Linked DNA regions of Homo sapiens: region 2 is linked to region 1. The links are chromatin loops, found by intact Hi-C in ENCODE. Cell type or tissue: chondrocyte. All regions are shown on one strand. Each heading gives the region's core, and the rest is flanking DNA. Links, peaks and the distances in the headings are about the cores only. Region 1 overlaps LOC105369812 (a long non-coding RNA gene). Region 2 has its middle 98 kb from the start of LINC02421.

The links. Peaks named below come from ENCODE experiments on the same cell type or tissue, not always from the same donor. Only the 100,000 strongest peaks of a DNase experiment are listed, where the experiment ranks them.
Region 2: it touches region 1 in a loop (2.0-fold over the local background); 3 of 110 quality-filtered maps call a loop at or near these places.

Annotation. Positions count from the first base shown.
Region 1 is chr12:67,436,212-67,439,129 of GRCh38, forward strand. All of the region lies in intron 3 of LOC105369812 (a long non-coding RNA gene), which reads left to right. Among named protein-coding and RNA genes, the nearest start is that of LINC02420, 4.9 kb to the right of the region's middle. In chondrocyte, for the core only: no CTCF peak of the experiment used is centred there; no DNase peak of the experiment used is centred there.
Region 2 is chr12:67,826,137-67,829,054 of GRCh38, forward strand. No RefSeq gene overlaps it. Among named protein-coding and RNA genes, the nearest start is that of LINC02421, 98 kb to the left of the region's middle. RefSeq lists an enhancer at 1,598-2,797. In chondrocyte, for the core only: no CTCF peak of the experiment used is centred there; no DNase peak of the experiment used is centred there.

The sequences.
Region 1 (2,918 bases), core at 289-2,788:
GATATGGATGGGACTTCCCTTCCCAAGGATGGTCATTGTTCAAAAGAATTGAATAAATTCCCAGGGATTTTTGGTCACTTTAATTATATTCTCTCACTGCACTCAAACGGCAAGACAAAGCCATTCTCTGCCTTTTGTGAGCTGTATGTAAGCACCCTGCTTATCTATCTATCTGTCTAATCTATTACATTTTATTGTGGTATGATTAACATGTAAAACATGTACATATTTAATGTAAACAACTCAGTGAGTCTGGGGATAAGTGTCCACTCATAAAACCATCAAACCTGTAGACATAAATAATCATCTCTCAAAGTTCCCTCCCATCCGTTTGTTATTATTATTATATTGTGGTAAGAACACTCAATATAAGATCTACTCTCTTAGAAAATTTCAAGTATACAATACCATATTGTTAGCTGTAGGCACTATGTTGCAGAGTAGATCTCCAGAACTTATTCATCTTTCATAACTGAAATTGTATATCCTTTGACCAACACCTCCGCATGTCTCCCTCCCCCCAGCCCGTGGTAACCACTATGTCTCTGCTTCTATGAGTGTGACTATTTTTAGATTCCACATATAAGTGCAATTATACAGTATTTTTCTTTCTGAGTTTGGCTTGTTTCATTTAAATAAATAATGTCTTCCAGGTCCGTCCATGTTGTCATAAATGACAGGGTTTCCTTCTTTTTAAAAGCTAAATCAAATTCCGCTGTGTATAAATACCACATTTTCTTTATCCATTCATCTGTTTTGGACACTTAGGTTGATTCGGTATCTTGGTTATTGTAGATAATGCCACAATGAACATGGGAGTGCAGATATCTCTTTGAGTTACCAATTTCATTTCCTGATCATATGGTGGTTCTATTTTTAGATTTTTGAGAAACCTCCATCCAATTTTCCATAAGGGCTATACCAGTTTACATTCCTACCAACAGCACACTAGGATTTCCTTTTCTCCACATCCTCACCAACATTTGTTTTTTTTAATCACCCCACTTTAAAACCACAGTGATAACTTGGTGAGTTTGTTAGTTCTTTAATGCCTGCCCCTCCCTGCCTGCCTTCTGGCATGTCACCCACATGCAGAAATGCATGTTGGGGAGGACGTGTTGGTGCTTCAATATGGGAATAAAAGATCTTTTCCGATGATACAGATATCTTCCTTGTTCCCTACCTCCTTTCCTTTAGAAAATGCACATATCCTCTTCAGGAGATAAAACCTACCCTATTCATGATGGGACAGCACTTTTCTCACTGCCATCTTGAGCCCCATATTCAGGCTACTCATTCATTCATTCATTTGTTCGTACATCCAGTACACAGTGATAGAGGTCCTACTATGTGCCAGACATTATTTGAAGTGCTTGTAATAAAGTAGCAAACAAGAGAGTCAGGGGCCCTGCTTTTATGAATCTTATCTATCTATGGAGCAAAAGGACACAGTGAATAATCAAATAAACAAGTACATGGAAAGACAGCTTTGGATGGTGATGAGTGCCATGAGTGAAATACAACGACATGATAGAGAATGACCAGGGAGGGGACTATCTGGGAAGGCCTCTCTGGGGAAGTCGCATTTGAGATTAGACCCGAGAAGAAGGAGGAGCCAGCCATAGACAGGTCTGGGACAGAGCATTCCGTGTTAAGGGAACATCAAGTGCAAGGGCGAAAAGGCCTCCTTAGCTTGCTGGGAAGCCAAACTTTGCTTTGCTGAAGTTGACAGCGGCTGGGTGTCCAGACGCATAGGCCAGTTTTCTACTCTCCAAACCATGTCACCAGTGAGTGCTCACAGGTTCAAGAACATAGGCTATCTGCTTCACTCCTAACTGCCCCTTTTTGCAGGGTTCTCTCCAGCGAAGAGAATAACACAGATTGTAGAGCTGGTTTTAAGTCACCACCTTTGCTCAATTATCTCGATTTCTCTCTAAGCCTCTAAAGCCTTTGCTGTGATATGCCTACAATACTTACTGAAGCCAAAAGTAGCACACAATTATTCCCCTTAAGTAGTACTAATAGTCATATTGACTTTCAAGTCTTAAGACACTGACCTTAGTTTGGGGACTGATAGTGGGACTGATGTAATGCCCATCTAAGAAAGGATACCTGGGCCGGGTATGGTGGCTCATGCCTGTAATCCCAGCACTTTGGGAGGCCAAGGCAGGTGGATCACCTGAGGTCAGGAGTTCGAGACCAGCCTGGCCAACATGGCGAAATCCTGTTTCTACTAAAAATACAAAAAAATTAGCCAGGCATGGTGGTGTGCACCTGTAATCCCAGCTACTGGGGAGGCTGAAGTGGGAGAATCACTTGAACTCGGGAGGCGGAGGTTGCAGTGAGCTGAGACTTCGTCTCAAAAAACAAAATAGAAAGGACACCTGTGTAGGGGTGAGCAGACCAGCCTCCTGGTGTTCACGGATGAACTTAATCAAGGAGAGTGGGGGGTGGGGCAAAACCCCTTTACAAATCAATTACATTGGAGAAAGAGAAGCAGACTTCAGATAGAAAAGTTATTTACTATGTGTTAAGAGCTATCCGTCTTCTTGGAGTAGAACGACCCATGAGTATGTTTTTGTGAAAGTTCTTCCAGACACGTGGAGGAAATTGTCCCCCCCTCTATTCTTTACTCCTTATGTGCCCATCATCTCTGGAAGTAGTTGAAATACACAGTGCTGTGGTTTGATTCTGTCCCCACCCAAATCTCATCTCGAATTGTAATCCCCACGTGTTGGGGGAGGAACCTGGTGGAAGGTGTTTGGATCACGGGGGCGGTCTCCCCCTTGCTTTACTCGTGAAAGTGAAGGAGTTCTCACGAGATCTGATGGTTTAAAAGTGGTATTTTCCTCTACTCTCTCTCTTGCCTTCTGCCATGTAAGATGTGCCTTGCTTTCCCTTCATCTTCTGCCATAATT
Region 2 (2,918 bases), core at 307-2,806, 390 kb after region 1:
TAACTTTTATATTTTCTGGTTTTCTACATAAAAGTACTCTTGTATAGTCTTATTATGTTTCTAGACATAACAACTATTTCAATTCTGCTTAACAGAGATTTCTAGCCAATAAAGGGTGCCAGACATGAGTCTGGTCCCAGGGAATCGCTGTGGATTAAGACTCAGTCTCTGGTCTGGAGGAGTTTACCCCAGAACCCTCTGTCCATTTTTAAACACTTCCCGTCTGGGGCCAAGATTCCTCTATCTCCAGTCACCTTGCATGCTGACTGGCTGCATAACAACTATTTTAAACTTAGTCTTTGGAAGGAGTTTAACCTTCATTTAGTAGAAGGAGATAATACTTTGTTTTCCTCTGGCTTTGATATGTATCTTCCATAGTTAGAATTCCTATTAATGTTTTAGGTTCTGCTTCGCCAGAGTGAAAACAAGGGCCTGTCTTCAAGCAGGTTAAGACCTAATGATACACTAAGTGTTTAAAAGAATTCTTTTCTTTAAAACCTCTCAAAAATGAAGCAAAGTGAGGGCTGGGAAACAACAGGCACACAAGGGACTTGATAATGATCTTGAAATTTGTGAAGGGTTATTGTACAAATGAGGATTCAGAAGCAGTGATATTTTTCAACTGATAGTCCAACAAATAGTAAGTAAAACATTAAAAACAAAAAGTAAAAGGCCTTTTATTTCAGCAGAATTCCAGAATTTGTAAAATTATAAGGCTCAGGAAATTTGAAAGATGCTGATACCTAAAGGAAGCTGAGACACAACTTTAAAAAATATTTCACTATGTGCATACAGCTTTCTGGAGAAACGGAACCGACCCATTTCTGAGGTCCCTCTATGGCAGCCTGTGCAAGGCACACAAACACCCCAAGATATTTTCTTATGGCCTGTATTTTATAAAAGAGAAAACAGAGACTCAAAGATATTAACTTGTCCAAAGTCATGCAACTAGTGAGTGGCAGAATAGGAATTCAAACCCAGCTTTGACTCCAGAGCCTGCACTCTTCCCATTAGATCATTCTACATCCTTTTTTGGGATGGTTTAGTTGCCAACTGGGGATAAAATAAATGGTCTTTTGAAATTCTTTCCATTGCCTGGATTCTATTCTCCCTTATTTGATCCCAATATTGGCCTTAACACTGTTTAGCAATTTGTTATACTGAGAACATGGGTTAGGAAACAATACAATTTGATGAGTTTAATGTAAATTGTTTTCAAACTTAAGTTCTCACTCTTACTAGGTCACAAAATCTCAGTGAGAAGGCACCTCAGAGTTCATCCGGTACAAGTCAAGTCCAGTGTGTAATTCAATCTGTCTTTCTCCTGTCTTTCAGCAAATATTTAGTAGCACTATGCGTTAAGCAGTGTATATACAGCAGTGAGTAACACAGACCAGCCCCTGCTATCATGAAGCCTTTTCCTTGTTGCCGCTGCTCTCTTCTGCATTTTATAGCTGCTCATTCGGTGGAGTAGGATAGACTCTAGCTAATAAAGGAAAGAGAAAAGGCCAAACCATTTCAAAGACTCTCTTTTACATAGCTTATTAAGAACCCCCTGTTGAATGGTTGACATCTAAGGCAGTAATTGGGTACATAAAATTCGATCTTAGTGCTTTGCCCTTAGTCTGTGGTCTTATTAGCGAGTTTAAATGCATTTTCCCCATGTGGCTTAAAGATTGTTAAAGATCTAGAAATACTTTTTGACTCGTCTGAGCAGACAGGAAGACAGATGGACTTAGAGAGTAATGGTTGGCAAGAACATGCTGTTAGTAGCTTGATTTGAAGGTGGTTCTGAGAAGGATCTTAGAGATTTCAGTGGGTGTCTGAGACAGGATTTACTTAGAAAGGGAAAAAGAAAGTGACTGTAGAGACAGCCCAGGGAGTATGACATCACTGCAGGAGCAGAGTGGGAAGGCCGGGAAGAATAGTGTGAAATAACACCTACCAAAACATACGCCAGAAGACAGGCAAAGCCCCCATGCAAGAATGCCACTTGTTGCCTAAAGCACCCTGTGCATTTTGTTACTTTGCCTCCGTGTAGATCTGTCTTATTTTGTCTTGTGTGTGGTTAGTGATACACTGATCTCTCTCCCTCCGTAAGAATGAAAGTGAGTCAGAGCAGGGAACCGTGGCTTAGTCATCTTGGAATACCCCAGTACCTTGCTCACTGTCTCTTAGACAGAGTGGGCGGCCCAATAGGATAGAGGATCTAGAACTTTTTGATTGGGTAAAAGGCCTATACTTAGCAATAGTTTTTGAATAATAAATGAAGTTAGGGAGAAAAAAGCAGAAACGTGTCCTGTTCCAAGCAAGCTTGGAGGGAAGAAAATAGAGCAGTTCAGAGTTGTTTTTATTCTTTCAGAAGTCACTAGCTAAAATTAAAGAGCATCAAAAGATGAAAGCAGGGGGCCATTTGCCTTGTTTTATCATAAGCAAAATCCTGATTTGTGGGGTTCGTTGCATATCCTGCTTCCCTAGGCCTACCCAGCCTGGAGTTAAAAACAGTAACCAAACAGAATTTGCTTTAGTTTGCCCCCAGTTTCCCCTACAAGAATTTCAGTTACCTTTGAATCTCTCCCTAATTGTTCTGGGAAGTCCAGGAGTTACTTCACTTGTATTCTCATCTTGGCCACCATCTGCCAGGAGCCACTTTCTTCTTCTCTGCTCAGCAGCTGAGAGGTTGCCAAGAAGCCAACAAGAGGCTTCTGATAAGTGTATGCAGGCATTAGGCATCCATTTTCAGTGTGCATTAAAGCCCACTGTTCTCCCACCCTCCATTGCAGATGTAGGCCCATATGATGACTTCTCAGTCCATCATTTCTTTCTGTACTACAGCATGCTCCAGTTCTTCTTGGTGAAAGACAGTATTGTTAGGTGGTCAAGAGTGTGGATTTTAAATTCAGAGAGATGTACATAGA